Linked DNA regions of Homo sapiens: regions 1, 2 and 4 are each linked to region 3. Evidence: chromatin loops called from intact Hi-C (ENCODE). Cell type or tissue: heart right ventricle. All regions are shown on one strand. Links, peaks and the distances in the headings refer to the core of each region. The heading gives the core; the rest is flanking DNA.

Region 1 (6,440 bases), core at 1,550-4,049, 640 kb after region 3:
TGTCTTAGAGTAGCAAAAAACCATGATATGTCTTTTGAACTGGGACAATTTTATGAGTTAAACCTGATACAAAAACATAATTAAAATTAATTCATGGTTTGAAACATTTATTAATGGAGTAACCAACTGGCTTTGTAATATTGTTTGGCCCCTCAAATAGTGTCATTCAGTAATTTTTTTCATATCTAAAAATCTTTCTAAAAATTAAAAATAATATATATCATGTATATTAAAGTCAACTTAAAATATTCTTATATTGATTGTCTTCATATAAAAAATTAAAGTATGCAGAATAGTTGTTCTTGTTATATACTCATACACTTAAATCCATTTCTATCTCTAATCCTGAGTAACTGGCATTTTTCTGAAAATACATTTTAACTGACTTATTATTAATTCCTTATAAGATCTCCTGTAGTCATAAATTCAAGTGACCTTTCTATGTACTGTAATTCATTCAACTGAAGAAATACTCTTTCTACAGGTACTGAAGTACATGCAAGTTTAGAGAGAGTTCTGCTAAATGGAGGCTATTACCAATTCTAATTCTTTCCATTTTGGAATTTATAATTTTTCAGAACAAATATTTTCACAGGCTGTCTTTCTGCCTCCATTCAAAAGCCTTTTCTTTCAAAGTATATTTTTTAAAGATAGGATGTGTCATATTAAGTTTCCACTGTTTGTAATTCATCTAAATGTTTTGTTAAATTCACATCTATAATATCTTAGGCAATCTGAATTTTATTCCACTTTTTTCAGCATGTAAATTTTCAAATTAAAAAATAGCAACTCCATCAAAAAATCATTTTCATGAATTGGTATATCACAAATCACAAAACAAAATTTTAAAAATTAAATTGTTTTCACTATTTGTATTCTCTTAATGTGTTCAGTTCCTCCTTTGCTTTTGTGGAATACATTTTAATGGCTTTCTCCTTGTAAGCTTTTGTTCAATCATTACAGTTTGCTAAAAGCTTCAAAACTGGAGATTATTGGTGATCCACTTATTGAATAATTGGAGAAAGTTTCACCAGTTGACCCTGAAGAAAACACAACTAAAATTTAGAAGTCCCAATGATGTGGTTTAGATTTATGTCCCTGCCCAAATCTTATTTCAAGTTGTAATACCTAATGTTGGATGAGGGGCCTGGTGGGAGGTGACTGGATCATGGGGGCAGATTCCCCCTTCCTGGTCTCGTGATAGTGAGTTCTCATGAAATGTGGTTGTTTAAAAATGTGTGGCACCTCCTGCCACCTCTTTTCCTCTGGCTCAGGACATGTAAGATGTGCCTGCTTCCCCTTTGCCTTCTGCCATAATTGTGACTTTCTTGAGGTTCCCCCAGCCGTGCTTACTGTACATTCTGTGGAACTGTCAGCTAATTAAACCTCTAATCTTTATAAGTTAACCACTTTCAGGTATTTCTTTATAGCAGTGTGGGAATGGACTAAAACACTCACTTTATAAAAACATTTAATGCCATTGCAAGAAAACTAGAATGAATTACAAAGTGGTTGTTCAAATGTTCAAACATTCTAAAATGATTGATGCTAGACAGCAGAGAGAGAACCTTCGACACCTTCTAAGTTCATTTCCACATCCTGAGTTCCTTTGTTTAGCCAGATTTTTTTGTCCTTAATAAATTATGCTCTCCCCAAATTTGAATTCGCATAATTACAAAACCAGTAAGTGAATCTCTAATTTTGCACTTTTTAAAGGAATTTATAATAACATTAAAACAATGCAGTATTTTAATCTTTAACTGAATAAACTTCCAAAGTTCCCCAACAGCTCCCCACTCCTTCATGTTAGAATCTGTGACTTATAGTTAATGCCAAGAGAAAAAGGAAGAACTTCTCAGTTCTAGTCTACGATAGTCACTTCTGGTATCCTTAGAATCCAGCTATGCATGGCTCTGCCTACATGCCTTGTGTGTGTGAATCCCAGAACACAGCTAGAGACAGCTAGTGGTGCACTGGAGTCAGCGCCTACCAGCTTGTTAGGAATGATTGTGAGCATCTCTTTCCAATTCCACATTCAGTGACTTTAATTTGGTAGCTTGAAATTGTTCATGGTAGAAATATTTACACCCAGAAATTAACAAATGCTACAAGTCGTATTTCCCAACCTCACTCCTCTACCCTGAGAGCTGGTTGTTAAACATTTACCAGCACTCTACTGTAGGAAGCACACAGCCTTCCTGGGCACAGCATGCAGCTATTCCTTTCTGAGGATTCCCATTTGAAAATGGCTCTGCAGTAGAGTGGCTCATGGTCAGAGCAAACCACAAATCCAGGTTTGGTTAGGACAATCTTGTGCTAGTGTCCTGTTCTGTTTAGCATTTGAACCTGAAATATACACTTTTGTAATAATGGATGGAATACAAGTAATACAATTAATGGTTGCATTAAAATGAATCAGGATGGGTTTGGTGGAACTCCACTGTCTACTTCCAGCTTCTGCCATGATTTTGCCTACTAGTATGTAAAATATATGCTGAGATCAGGATTTTCTCTTAACATATGGGGAAATAAAAAAGATGACCTTACAACACCCAATTCTATTTTTCTGACCCCTCTCATACACAACATAATTTTTATTTCTCTTTGAACTACAGTATGTTAAGTGCTTGCCCATGATAAAATGAAATGTACTCACACGTGAGCAGGTTTAGGTTCAGCCAACTTCATCTGGTTTGGATGGTGGGAAAAGTTCCACACTGCGGCCCCTGCTGGACACTTAGTGTAATAGAGTCCCATGTTACCAAGGAGCAATTCAGAATGCAGTCAGTGCCACTGTATCTTATTTCTTAGAAATTATCCCAGTAAAAAAAAAAATATTTTGCAGCTTCACTAAAATGGAGTTTTTCAAAGGGCTAAAACTCAGCTTTTAAGCGATTGGGAGCCAGCAGTGTTTGCCACCATAATTAAGTGTTACGTGCATAATTTACAATTGTTCTATTTTATAGCCAAATATTTTTATATCCTACTAGGTTTTGGAGGATGAACTCAAAATAATATTTTCATCAAGTACACACTAGTCACTACGACCCTAACTTCAGCAAAATAGATAGTAAGTGATTAAAATTTATGTAGACTATCTAAAGAATAAAAAGGTATTTAAAAATAAAGTATAACACAAAGGTACGTTGGTTTACTATAACTGTTGTAACAAATTACCACAAATTTAGTGGCTTAAAACATAGATGTATTCTTTTACAGTTTTATAGGTTGGAAGATCTGACATGGGCTAAAATCAAGGTGTCAATGGGGCTGTGTTACTTCCCAGAGACTCTAGGAGAAAAATAATTCTCTTGCCTTTTCCAGCTTCTAGAGACTTCTTGCATTTCTTGGCTCATGGTTCCCTTCCTCCAGCTTCAAAGCTAGCAAGGTTGCATCTCTCTGGCCATTCTTTCATAGTTACATCTCCCTCTTTCTGACCACACCTTAAAAAGATAATCTAATTTTAAGGACTCATTTTAAGGACACACCTGAGTAATCCAGGACAATCTCGTCATGCCATGGTCCTTATTAATCACATCTGTGAAAATGCCCTGTAAGATAACACAGTCACATGTTCCTGTGATGAGGCTGTGAATGTCTTTGAGGGGGCTATCATTCTGTCTACCACACAAGCAATATGTTCTCAGCAAAGAATATGTAAAGTCCCCAAAAAAGGCTGCAGACTTCAATCTTCTGTCACTGCTCTGAAAAGATTGACAAAAAATTACCTAAATTTGGAATAACTTTTAGAGCAATAAGTCAAAAATGTGGGTGTCAGTGTTGATTTGTTTTTTTAAATTTTCCTGCATGTATCAGCTACCACCTTCCCATATAATATCAAGATGAGATACTAGCCACACACAAGACCAAATACTGGATAATTTCTTCATTACTGTAATTCCTTGAAATGTTTGTTCATGATGGCCAGATATCTATTGTTTGGTTAGGAATTAATTCTGTAATTATTTTAAAAAAAGAGTTTGCTGTCCAAGGCGACACATGTGGCTCAGGTGCATTTCAAGAGCTCTGCTGTTAGTTTCTCTAATGAGAGCCAGGGTTCTGGATGCACATGCATTTTTTTTTTTTCCTAAAGGCTTCATGCCCACTTAATTAAATGAAAGAAATAATCACAGAATGGAGCTCCTTTCCATCTTGGCCAAATACTGTGTAAATTTTAATTCAAAGTTTACTTCAAAGATAAATACAAAGAGAGACATATATGTCATACAATTTCATTTTAAATTTCAATAATAAACTTTGGTCAAATTTAAAGTCAAATAGATATGATTGACCATTTACATACAAATACATATTTCTGTTCAGTATTCATACATAAATAAACATAAATATCCACAAATTAAGGCATATGCAATTTTAGAAAAAAGTTTCTCAAGGGCAAAACTTCTTAAAATTGTCTTATATAATCAGTAAGAAAGCAAAGAATATTTTAAAAATAGAAGTTAATCAACACAACTGAACATAAGGGAATAATCTCTGATATGGATGGGAGAAATGTTGAAAATTGAGTGAATTCATGAAGGGAAATCTATCTATAAAAGCATGAGATACAATCTATCTATAAATACATAAATAAATTTATAAATCTATAAATGCTTTTATACAATCTATAAAAGCATGAGATAAATTCAGTTGAATATACTAATCAATTTTACTCTCTGAAGACGTAATTCTGCTATCACCGTCTTGAAATATCTACAACAAAAGGCTTTTGAAATTATAAACTTCCAATAAAAATAAAAGATGTATAAAAATGGACATTTAAAATTAAAATTTAATATGTATTTTTGTTACTTATAAATATTTTTTATTTTGAAAATTCTTCATTCTCATCTTAGTTTTTGAGGGCTGCTGTAACAAATTACTACAAACTGGGTTGCTTAAAACAACAGAAATCCATTCTTCCACAATTCTGGGTGCTAAAAGTCAGAAATCAAGGTGTAGGCAGAGCCATGCTCACTTTGGAACTTCTGTGGAAGAATGCTTCCTTGCGTCTTCTATCTTCTGGTAGCCTAGATTTTCCTTGGCTTGTGGCCCCATAACTCCAGTCTCTTCCTATCTCCACATGGTCACACTCTCTCTGTCTCTGTTTCCTTTTATAGGGATACTTTATATTGATTAAAGGGTTAACCCTACTACAGTGGGACATCATCTTAACTAATTACATCTGCAATGATGGTATTTCCAATTAAGGTCACATTCTAAGGTGCTGGAATTTACCAACATATCTTTTTTAGAGGGATACAATTCAACCCCATAAATATCCCATTCTATAAAAATACTGGTTCTCTTACAAGGCTAAAGGAAATGAAACTGGTGTGGACATTTCTATCTCATTTTTTTAGTAGAACAAGAATTAATCTAAATGGCTATGTGTTCATACTGGCTCAATAATTCAGTTTTTTCCTAATTACATTAAAATTATTTGGATATGGTGTCAGGGAACTGATAAAACTGAATATATTTTATAGTTTGTGTTAAGATTAACATACACTGTTTAGTCAATAATGGAATGAAGATATTGACAATATGGGCTAGATTCTAGACTTTACTTTCTGTTCTCAAGTCCCAATTCTGAATAAGCAACTATCATCTCTCTTAGTGTACTTGCATAAGAAATTAAAGTAATAGGGTTGGGTGTGGTGGCTCATGGCTATAATCCTAGCACTTTGGGAGGCTGAGGCAGGAAGATTGCTTGAGGCCAGGAGTTCAAGGCCAACCTGGTCAACATAGAGAGACCCTGTCTCTATTGACAACAAAAGAAGAAGAAATTAAATAGGCAGGTTTTTAGTGCTGTCTAATCTGCTTCACAAACCTGATGATACACTAAATTTTATGAAAATTACATGTGTGCATGTGGTTGTCTCACATATTTTATGGAACAAGGCAGATAGAGTATGAGTGAGTAAATAAAATGCATGTGCATGTTGAAAAGTCGTCTTTCTTAATTTAAGCAATGCATAAGGTATGATAGATTTCTGTTAGAGAAAACTAGACCAATATGTGACTATTCAAATTGGCCAAGATTCTGTTTTTGTTTTTTTTTTTTTTTGAAATTCACACCTACAGCAATACAGCTGAATTAAGAACTTGTCTATGCAGAAATATTCTCAGTAGTCACCAACCAAAGTTTATAGAGAGTTTCAGCGAGAAAAAACCCACTTATTTTTCTTATCTCATCCAGGGAATTTTATATTATGGTGGAAAAAATTGATTTGTAGGTTTATTTTATTTTTTTTAATGAGATGGCTCTGTCACCCAGCCTGGAGTATAGTGGCACAATCATAGCTCATTGCAGCCTGGAACCCTGGGCTCAAGGGATCCTTCCGCCTCAGCCTCCTGAGTCTCCGGGATTACAGGTGTGTGCCACTGCACTGGCTAATTTTTACAAATTTTGTGTAGAGATGGAGTCTCATCATGTT
Region 2 (2,500 bases), core at 1-2,500, 150 kb after region 3:
TCACAGTAAAATTTTTAAATGATTATATAACCAATATATTTTACATGGCGTAAGATATGTAAAATTGAAATTTAATGAAATATACCACAAATACATGTGCTATACAAAACAAGGTAAAATCCCCTGTACAACAAAAATAAATCCAATTAAGAACATTAAGTACCAGTGAGAGAGTACACACACAATGAATTTAGTGAAATTCTTAAAAATTAATGTTAAACAGCAACAATAGAAAACATTTCTATATTGTATGTACCTACCTGGAGTAGGCAAACAATCTGCTATCCCAAAGATCATGAGTCCCTCTAGGTCCAGAATGAAAATAACAGGAATCTGTCCCATCAAACATATTCAATCCATCTGCTGAATTTTTTGAAGCATGGCTGTGTACCACATCTAAGAGGACTATGATACCCATGGAATGAGCTGTGTCTACCAGTTCTTGTAGCTCTTCAGGTGTTCCATAACGGCTAACAATGAAGAACACAGCAAAAAGAAGATTACATCACATTTAGAGGAAACAGCCGATTGTGCAGCAATTGTTTCACCATCGCAGTACTAGATACTTTAAATATCCAAACAGCATGTGACATGATACCTGGATACAACTCAAATTTGCTTAATATCAAATATTAAGCAAATTTAAAACCATCAAGTTAGAAAATAATTTAAATCGGGTTATTAAATGTAGATTTATACCCCAACCAAAATTCACATTTTGAGGATGTAAATAATAAAACTCTGCTTCTCTATTTTCAGAGCTTCTGATTTCCACCTGAAGCAAGTCATTCCTGCTCTGTTTGCCCACTGCCCATTACTTACAGGGTGTACATTTGAGATTGAGGGGCTCTTCAAGAATTTATTTGAATATCCATGGTACCTTGATTGAGGTTATCCCTCCTGCACTTATTCCAAAAACAGAATGCCCACAGTTACCAGTGGGCCAAGACAATGTGCCACGTTTGTCACCACCCAAGTAAATAAGATGGGTAGCTCACAAGCAGGTGTGTTTGTGTCAAAGGTACCCCCTAGTCTGAATGAAATAGGTAACAAAAATTACTCACAGAAGAATGCCTTTCTTAACCTGTGTAAAATTTTGACATTATAGTCATCCACAGCATCAACTTTGCCCTTTAAATAGTCACCTTTGCCTTCAATTGTTTACTGTCTCTCTTCCTCACTCGACTATATGCTCCTTGAGGGCAGCGGCTGTTACTATCAGGCTCCTCATGATATGGTACAGTGCTAAGTATACAGCAAGTCTCCCAATAGCCAACTCCACTGAGCAGCAAGAGCTGTCTTTTTAAACTGGAAATAAGATCATGTTACCTACTTAAAATCATACTTGTGCTCCCATTCATCCCAGGGTGAAGACCATTGTCCTGATCGTGGCCTACTGCACCATCTACTGGCTCTTTCCAATAATGCTAATTATCTTATGACACTCTCCCACACCCTCTTTTTATTCCAGCCACCTATCCATTTTTATACTCATTGAACATGTTCAATAATAAACAGCCTTAAAGTTTTTTTTTTCATTCAGCCATTCACTCATTCCTTCATTCATTCCTTTATTTGTTTGCCACTTACTAAAGTCATCTACCACGTACCATGACATTTTCTATGTTCTGGAGATACACCAGCGAAAAAAATAAACACCACTGATCATATGGAATTTACATTCCCATTGGGAGACAACAAACAAGCAAAATACATAGAATGTCGATAATAATAAGTGTCCTAAAGAAAACAAAGAAAAGCCACTGGTGGGGAGGGAAGGTTTGCTATTTTAAATAGGGTCATCAGTTAAAGTTTCATGGAAAAGGCAACATTTGAGCAAGAAAAAAAGTAAGAAGCAAGGCATAATAATATCTAAGGGTAAGAGCATTCAGACAGAAAGGAACAGCAGGTGCAGGGGACTGGGGCAGGGTTGAGCTAAGAGCATTTGAAGAAAACCAAACAGGCTACTCTAACTGGAATGGTCAAGAAAGAAAAGAGGTGAGCTCTAAGAGTCAGGCAAGAAGCACATCAAGTGAGGCCTTGGGAACCAGTGTGAGGCCTTTTGCTTTTATTCTGAAGGAGACAGGGATTCATTACGGTTCTGGGCAAAAGAGCGACATGATCTGACTTTAATTTTTAAATGATTACTCTGGCCACTGTGCAGAAAAATTGACCATTAATTGGTAGAACAAAGGTAAGAGAAGGGGAAAGACAGCATGAGAAAACAGAGTGACCAGTTAAAGAGCTATTGAAATAACCCAGGTAAAAGATAATTGCAAGTTGGACATGGGTGGTGGCAGTGGGGGCAGTTGAAGCAGCCAGATTTGGGATATATTTTGAAGTTACAGATGGCTAGATTTTTTAATAGCTAGCGTGTAGGGAGGAACAGAAAGGGACAAGTCCAGTATAATGCCAAGATTTTTGGCTTGAACAACTAGAAGATGAAAATGTCATTTACTGAATTAGAGAAGATGGCAGGGGGAGGAAGTTTGAAGTTAAG
Region 3 (5,960 bases), core at 3,461-5,960:
TAACCCTGATGGGTGACAAATGTTGAATTGGTATTGCTAAGGGGAGTGCTTCAGTCAGAGAAAGAAAAAAAAACTTGCATTCTTTTACAGCTGTTACAAGAAAAGTCAATTTATTATCACTGGTTAGTTTTTGAACTTGAGGAACATGGTGGCTAACTCCCTCATTTTAGGTTAGAGATACACACGTCAGCTAAGAACAGGGCAAAGTGAGAAACATTACATTTATAGAAAAGAGAATATGAGAAAAGTTGACCCTCAGAGTTCAAGTGGTATAAAGTGGGAAACATTCTAGGAGAAATGTTTACAATTCAGTTTTTGGCTATTATGAGCTATGGTATTTTCTGAGTAGGCTATTTATTAAATGAAAACCTTATGCATCACTAGCATTAGGTGTAAATCCTATTATGCATAATAGGGCAACTACTAGAACTCGTTTGCTAATATTAGAAAATGATAGCAAGAAATCTGTACTCATGTTTTCTAGAACATAAAAAATTGAAACAGCAAAATATTTATTTTTAAAAAGTCAACAAAGACAGGTCATTCATTTCTGATGTTGGTAATAAACACGTCAGAGAAAAAACATTGTAAGGCACATTACAAGAGTAAAATTTTGCAATTCTCTTGATTATTGCAACTCTTTTTATTTTATTTTATTTTATTATTATTATACTTTAAGTTTTAGGGTACATGTGCACAATGTGCAGGTTAGTTACATATGTATACATGTGCCATGCTGGTGTGCTGCACCCATTAACTCATCATTTAGCATTAGGTATATCTCCTAATGCTATCCCTCCCCCCTCCCCCCACCCCACAACAGTCCCCAGAGTGTGATGTTCCCCTTCCTGTGTCCATGTGTTCTCACTGTTGAATTCCCACCTATGAGTGGAACATGCAGTGTTTGGTTTTTTGTCCTTGCAATAGTTTACTTAGAATGATGATTTCCAATTTCATCCATGTCCCTACAAAGGACATGAACTCATCTTTTATGGCTGCATAGTATTCCATGGTGTATATGTGCCACATTTTCTTAATCCAGTCTATCATTGTTGGACATTTGGGTTGGTTCCAAGTCTTTGCTATTGTGAATAGTGCTGCAATAAACATACGTGTGCATATGTCTTTATAGCAGCATGATTTATAGTCCTTTGGGTATATACCCAGTAATGGGATGGCTGGGTCAAATGGTATTTCTAGTTCTAAATCCCTGAGGAATCACCACACTGACTTTCACAATGGTTGAACTAGTTACAGTCCCACCAACAGTGTAAAAGTGTTCCTATTTCTCCACATCCTCTCCAGCACCTGTTGTTTCCTTTTTAATGATTGCCCTTCTAACTGGTGTGAGATGGTATCTCATTGTGGTTTTGATTTGCATTTCTCTGATGGCCAGTGATGGTGAGCATTTTTTCATGTGTTTTTTTGGCTGCATAAATGTCTTCTTTTGAGAAGTGTCTGTTCATGTTCTTTGCCCACTTTTTGATGGGGTTGTTTTTTTCTTGTAAATTTGTTTGAGTTCATTGTAAATTCTGGATATTAGCCCTTTGTCAGATGAGTAGGTTGCAAAAATTTCTCCCATTTTGTAGGTTGCCTGTTCACTCTGATGGCAGTTTCTTTTGCTGTGCAGAAGCTCTTTGGTTAAATTAGATCCCATTTGTCAATTTTGGCTTTTGTTGCCATTGCTTTTGGTGTTTTAGACAAGAAGTCCTTGCCCATGCCTATGTCCTGAATGGTAATGCCTAGGTTTTCTTCTAGGGCTTTTATGGTTTTAGGTCTAACGTTTAAGTCTTTAATCCATCTTGAATTAATTTTTGTATAAGGTGTAAGGAAGGGATCCAGTTTCAGCTTTCTACATATGGCTAGCCAGTTTTCCCAGCACCATTTATTAAATAGGGAATCCTTTCCCCATTGCTTGTTTTTCTCAGGTTTGTCAAAGATCAGATAGTTGTAGATATGCAGCATTATTTCTGAGGGCTCTGTTCTGTTCCATTGATCTATATCTCTGTTTTGGTACCAGTACCATGCTGTTTTGGTTACTGTAGCCTTGTAGTATAGTTTGAAGTCAGGTAGCATGATGCCTCCAGCTTTGTTCTTTTGGCTTAGGATTGACTTGGCGATGCGGGCTCTTTTTTGGTTCCATATGAACTTTAAAGTAGTTTTTTCCAATTCTGTGAAGAAAGTCATTGGTAGCTTGATGGGGATGGCATTGAATCTATAAATTACCTTGTGAACTCCCATTCACAATTGCTTCAAAGAGAATAAAATACCTAGGAATCCAACTTACAAGGGATGTGAAGGACCTCTTCAAGGAGAACCTCTTCAAGGAGAACTACAAGCCACTGCTCAATGAAATAAAAGAGGATACAAAGAAATGGAAGAACATTCCATGCTCATGGGTAGGAAGAATCAATATCGTGAAAATGGCCATACTCTCTGTTTTGATTATTGAAAACATTTAGCCAATAAAGAACTTCCTAGAAGATGACATAACAATGAGAATGTTACTGATACATAAATGAAAAGTCCTACAGTAAAAAATATTAGAATATTAGAATGTTCCATAAAGGTCCTCTATTCTGTGATATAACCCAACTGCTTTCCATTTTGGACTCTTAATATTTTATTTGTTTGTATGGGTTTTTGTAATTCCTACCTAGCAACATGCATTTATTGCTCTTCTGGGTGGGGGAGAAGGGCACTTGACAGGGGCAATTAACTTACATTACATTGTTAAATCCTAACTTTAGACTGTGAAATCTAAAGAACCTATTAGCAAAATCAATCAATATAATGAAAATATGGCATATAATTAGTCCGTTCTTCCTCACTTTGCCAGAGGTCAAAATGAAAAGTAAATGTGTTCCAGGTGTTAAATAATTTATTATAATTTAAAAACTATACCTAATAAACAGTATATCTCTTCATATAGAACACATGCAAAATTAAGGAACTATAAACTACAACATGAAATATCATGCTTCATGATTCTGCGTTGTGTTTTAATCAATAACTCTCACAGTACACAGACCATGTGAGTGCTAAGATATTAATAATGTCCATGCAATGGGAAAACCATTACAGATGACTTTCAGTAATTTTCCCCAGCATGTATCATTATCAGCTGGCACTGCTGATTCTTTCAGGAAATCAAACTACTATTCTGTTTAGAAGTTAAAGTAAATAACACCTTTCACACTTAGATGCTCATGGCTTTATTTTAAAACAGTTTAAGGATGATGTTTAATATACAGTACAGGCTTGGCTGTAAAAATGTTTCTATTGCTTATCTCTCCTACTGAGTTTTTAATGAAAGAACTCATTTCTAATTAACTGCAAATAATCAGGCTAAAAACAAAAAACAAGCAGTCAGTATTAATATTAGGGAAAAATTTGTTCTTTTTAAAAAAGTAACAGATACTTTATGTCCCATAAGTGCATTATAATCTCTCAGTTATGAATCAATTATCTTAGACCTGTGACCTGGTATTTAATTAACCAAGGGGCAAATTCATGAAGAAGTATTCTACTGAGTGGAGATACTTAGTTTAGCTTCTAAAAGTGTTCAGGTTTACAACGAAGGAGTAGCTTAGATATCAAAATTGGTTAGTGTGATTTCAAGTTACAAAATTGTGCCTAAAAAAAATATTAATCTCCATGCTTCCTAGTCCATCATGTAGATGTGAATGTATGTGGAGAAGGTATTAGAGTTAAGAAGGTATTAGAAGGTATAAGAATACAATAATATTCATTTATAATCAAGCCCTATAATAGTATAGCAAAATAAACATTAGCAAAGGCAATTTTACAAAAGCTTTTTATTGATTGAAATGAAAGACATTTTCTGAAATGCTACAATTACCATTTCAGGGCTTCAGAAAGACTGAGATACTGGCATTTAACAAGATACTTAGTGGACAAGAGATCACAAAATAAAACACAAAATGAGACACGGATGAGTTCATACGTAATGGCTTTTATATTACCTTGGATATAATTCTTTATATCACTACTGCATATTTATTACAGTATTTCTAAACACAATTTGAAAAAAAGAAACAAAGAAACAATCTTGGTACCTCATAATTTAGACCAAAAGATATCAGAACAAATAGAGCCACCAAATATCCATCTTAAATACTGTGTACATTTAACAGAAATAATCATACATGACAAATGATTCAAATTTGAATTTAAAAGGATCAAATAATTAGCCAGGAAAGCAAAATGTTTTTAACATATTATATATAACACTTCCATTTGAGAATCCTAGCTGCTAAGATGACTTGAAAATATGGTCTAGGATTCCTAATATTTTAAACATATTCTCCCATCTACTTAAATAAAAGTTTGCTGTATTTGCATAAACCAATATTGAATTTCAGACACTTGATGGCTTGGCTAGACAACTGTATTCTGAAAAGCATACATGTTATAAGCTGTGTGACAGTGATAACAAGAAAACAAAACACAAATCTGCATCTGGTGGAGCTGAAATCAGGCCTCTTCAATTCGGCAGATCCACATTCTGAAGGATGAGGGCCACTCTGCTTGGAATGTACACCTACGTCAAAACAATTATGTCAGTGCAATTGAAGAAAGTACCAAACGGCCTGTCATTATGTCAAAGAAACATAGGCATGACGCAGTCTCACATCTGCCTAAAGTTACAGTTACCTTTACAATTTTACAAGCTCTTAGAAGGCTCAATTTCACAGTTCCAACAGTTCTGGCAGCAACATGACTACCATAAAGCAACCACCACTAGAGGGCGCCATACGACTTAATGAAAACCAATGCTCCTTACACAAGAATGACGTGAATGGCCCTGTTACTGCCATGTTGAGGCTGTATTAGGTGGTGAAGGAAGGCTGCCCCACAGTTTGCAATGTTACTACTTCATTTAGATGAAGAAAAGCAATATACAAGGCACTGGTTTTCCATCAAGACACTTTTATTTTTAATCTTGTTTTTTTTTTTCCTTTCAAGAACAAAAACTGAAATGTAATACAAGGAATCCTAACTCTCAATTTAAACCAATGAATAAGCTTGCCACTGCACTTAAACTAGGATTCAGATTCTCTCCATGGCATGCAAAGCCCTGACTCGCTCCTCCCTGCCTACATCTGGTATCCCAGCTCAGCTCCTTGCTTGCATCCTCACCCACTACACTCCAGCCGCAGGAGCCTTTCAGTTCCTTGGACACAACAAACACTCCCCTTTTGTTGGATCTTTGCCTATGATGTGCCTTCTGCTGTAAACACTCTTTGCCTTGCTGGTTCCTTATCTCTTGGAAAAATCCCAGCTATGTGGAGAGGCTTTCCTTGACAACCCTAGATATGATAAGTTCTTCTTTTCCAATCATGGCAGCTTTTTCGTTTCTTTCTGAACACTTAACACAATTTGTGAATGATTTTTCAGGTTTACCATCTGTTTCCCTCATTAGACTATGAGCTTTACAAAGGCAAAAGTCATACGTTTTATTTCTAACCCTCAGTTGGTGCCACTGAACAAGGTAGATGTTGATGACTGAATTAAAAAAATGAACAATGAACAAAGGAATAATAGTGGATCAATAGGTGCATATTTAACAAGATATTCTCTAATATATCTGAATTTTTTTATAAAATTGAGAAGTGATTTGAACTGCTTAATGCTTATTTATATGCTAGTTCAAACAACTTATCTAAGTATTAACAAAGCAAACAGTAAAAATAATATTGTAGATGGTTGTCATTGTGACAATCTGTCTTCACTTCTGACTTTGCTGATATTTTACTATTTTCAGTCACTTTATCTCTAAATGAAAGCTTGCCTGATGGTTTAAAAAAAAAAAGCTTTCAGAGGTTAGAACCAGAATGAAGGTGCAAAGCAAACATGACTTTAGGAAAAAACTCAAACAAATAGAACAGTTGATTTTCACTGAATGAGACTTGTATGTCCAATGCATCTCAACTCTA
Region 4 (2,500 bases), core at 1-2,500, 65 kb after region 3:
TAAATCGAGAATGAGTGTTATACTTTTGCACACAATGTTGTAAGAACCAGATATTATTTTCTTAATACAAATTTTCATAGCAACAGTAATGGGCTTTCACCAGTCATTTTGAGGCCATTTTGATGTTGCATGGAACAGGAGACTCAAAATACTCTATTGGGAGAAAATTAGCCACACAAAGGAAATGGTGGGGGGAAAAAAATGTTATTTTATAAAATTCAAACTGAATTCAGATTTTTTGCAAGTAAGTTAAAAATAACTCAGAAAATAATTTGCTAATGGAGAACCTTGTAAAAATGTATAAATGTTTTGCATGTGAATAAGGCACCAACTGAAAGATTCCACACCATTTTAAGCAGTAGAAAATAAGGCAGAAAAATGGGATATGAAAGCAAGGAATAAATTAGCCAACTATGAAATTGATTCTACACATGTGGCTTTGTGGCTATTGCAACTTTAGGTTTAGACTCAAAAGTTTAGTAGTGAAGACAGACTGTGCTACTTTGTTTGCCTATGATTAGGATATGCTACCGCTAAGTCAGAGTGAGTTCCTGTGGTCACAGCAAACACACATAGTGACAGAGGTTAACAAACTTCCCTAGTCAATTACTCTTTAAGAGCTAAGCACAGACATTTAAAAAGAAAGCACATAGCCACAGGGGAAAAAAATAAAAAAGATTAGTAAGAACATGTTTCCTTAAATACTCAGAATTTGATAACTGACATCAGTTTAATTGAATACTGGTATCATTCCAGGCTGGTGGAGTGTTTTTGTAAGAATCCAAGGCTTGTTCAAGGCACAGCCGGCTGCTACTTTTCTAGGTTTCCATCTCCCACAGCCTTTCTTCTGTATCAGAGCTCTAACTCCCCAAGTAGAGAGACGTAACTACCTGCTTATAACTTAATCAAAGAGCCTGTATTGGTTTGCCTTTGGATGATGCTTCTATTGCTCCAGGTTCCTGCCAACAGCTAGTTAGCCTTGTCTGCTTCCCTGCTATCAGCTCTTGCTTCCTCTCAGGCCACTGGTGCCAAAGAAAGGAGAAAAAAGTTCCATAGCAGCATGACAGCTGGTGGGAAACACTGTGAACTTCTTCCCACAATAAGAAGAAAAGGTTCTCAGTGTTTGTACTTGCTTGCTTCAGCTCTCTCGCTTTGCTCTGGGTAATGCTGATTTTGATTTTTGAAAAATGTGACTATAAAGTTATGAATTGGGCTATCAAATGGCTTTGAAGGCAATAAAAGGGAGAATTCAAACATATATAGGTTGAACATACATAAACAAACAATCTAGTATCTTTAAGATAATGGCGCTTAAACACAAATCTTTTGTCACAACCTACAAACTACCACCCTCCATATAGGTAAACCATAAACTCTTCCATATGGCTAACTCATTCTTTGTACATCTACAGGAGACAAAGTTCTAAATGACAGAAATAGTATAGCAAAGGAAAGAACACAGACGTGAAGCAATATAGTTAGTAACTTAATGGGTGCTGCATTTAATTTTTGTCATATCTAACAGTTTCATTACTTAAATTATGCCATCTGGAGGTGCTCATCTCTACTATTCACACCTGGCTGAGTAAAGTTTCTTTGCTATCTTTTGTACTTCATCTCCCAATATGCAGACCCTGCTTCAAAGAGCCAGATGACATGTAATAATCTGATCAGGACCCAGGTTTCCTGCTTCGAAGCCTTCTGTCCAGTTAGTTCTTTGACTTGCAAAGCCTGATTTTGCCTACAGAAATTCTGTCCATTCTTTATTAACCAAGTTAAATATCCCCTCCTCTGACTGAGAAGTATCTTTCCTTCAGTCAGAAAAGCATAATTTTTTTAGCTGGATAAACTGCTTTCTAGAGAATAGACATTTCCTAACGTCCCTTTATGGCTCCTTGTCTTCTTCAACGACACACAAACAGGGTTGTTATGTGAAAATTATTTCAAAGGAGCTAAGTCCAATATAAATAGTCTCTTTTTGCTCCTCTTCTTCCTTCTGGTTTAGAGCTTTGATCTGGACTATGTAGGAAGGACTTTTCAGTTGTGTGCCTTACTTTGTACAGTGAGATGTTCTGTACATGTAGATATACAGTAAAGTCTATTTAACGTAATTGTACCTAAACTTGTAAATTTCCAAGTAAATTTCCAAGCTTCCAGTAAGAAACCTGGGTAGTGCAGAAGGAGACTTAAAATAAAATATGCTATTATCACAGATCAAATATCTTACATATTTAATGTTTACTTAATGTCAAATAAACATAATATATTCAACTTTAAACAATATAAACAAAGCTATTCATAGATAAATGAAATTCCTCACCTAGAGAGTAAAAAAAAAATCCAAGAGAATTTAATTACCCTAAAAAGATTAAAATAAGAATCCAGAATTATGGCACAACAGTTATTGGAGTCCCTCATAAACTGGCACATGAATGTATAAAAAGGAAACTTTATTTCTTGAAACTTTACAAAGAATCATTAAATGTGTCAGGTATTTGGG

Evidence for each region. Peaks named below come from ENCODE experiments on the same cell type or tissue, not always from the same donor. Only the 100,000 strongest peaks of a DNase experiment are listed, where the experiment ranks them.
Region 1: it touches region 3 in a loop (4-fold over the local background); 21 of 110 quality-filtered maps call a loop at or near these places.
Region 2: a loop joins it to region 3, with 5 times the contacts of the local background. A loop is called at or near these places in 20 of 110 quality-filtered maps.
Region 4: it touches region 3 in a loop (2.8-fold over the local background); 4 of 110 quality-filtered maps call a loop at or near these places.

The regions. Positions count from the first base shown.
Region 1 is chr3:82,130,465-82,136,904 of GRCh38, forward strand. All of the region lies in intron 1 of LINC02008 (long intergenic non-protein coding RNA 2008), which reads left to right. Among named protein-coding and RNA genes, the nearest start is that of LINC02008, 150 kb to the left of the region's middle. In heart right ventricle, for the core only: a CTCF peak has its summit at 2,741 (motif pointing left); a DNase peak (open chromatin) is centred at 2,727.
Region 2 is chr3:81,642,521-81,645,020 of GRCh38, forward strand. It overlaps GBE1 (1,4-alpha-glucan branching enzyme 1), which reads right to left. Exons shown (of 16, transcript NM_000158.4): 7 at 261-470. Among named protein-coding and RNA genes, the nearest start is that of GBE1, 120 kb to the right of the region's middle. In heart right ventricle, for the core only: a CTCF peak has its summit at 1,413 (motif pointing left); no DNase peak of the experiment used is centred there.
Region 3 is chr3:81,485,900-81,491,859 of GRCh38, forward strand. GBE1 (1,4-alpha-glucan branching enzyme 1) reads right to left here. Exons shown (of 16, transcript NM_000158.4): 16 at 3,804-4,564. The coding sequence ends at 4,508. Among named protein-coding and RNA genes, the nearest start is that of GBE1, 270 kb to the right of the region's middle. RefSeq lists a silencer at 4,845-4,894. In heart right ventricle, for the core only: CTCF peaks have their summits at 4,759 (motif pointing right) and 4,960; a DNase peak (open chromatin) is centred at 4,772; H3K27ac peaks cover 1,167 bases.
Region 4 is chr3:81,553,994-81,556,493 of GRCh38, forward strand. All of the region lies in intron 12 of GBE1 (1,4-alpha-glucan branching enzyme 1), which reads right to left. Among named protein-coding and RNA genes, the nearest start is that of GBE1, 210 kb to the right of the region's middle. In heart right ventricle, for the core only: no CTCF peak of the experiment used is centred there; a DNase peak (open chromatin) is centred at 988; H3K27ac peaks cover 1,887 bases.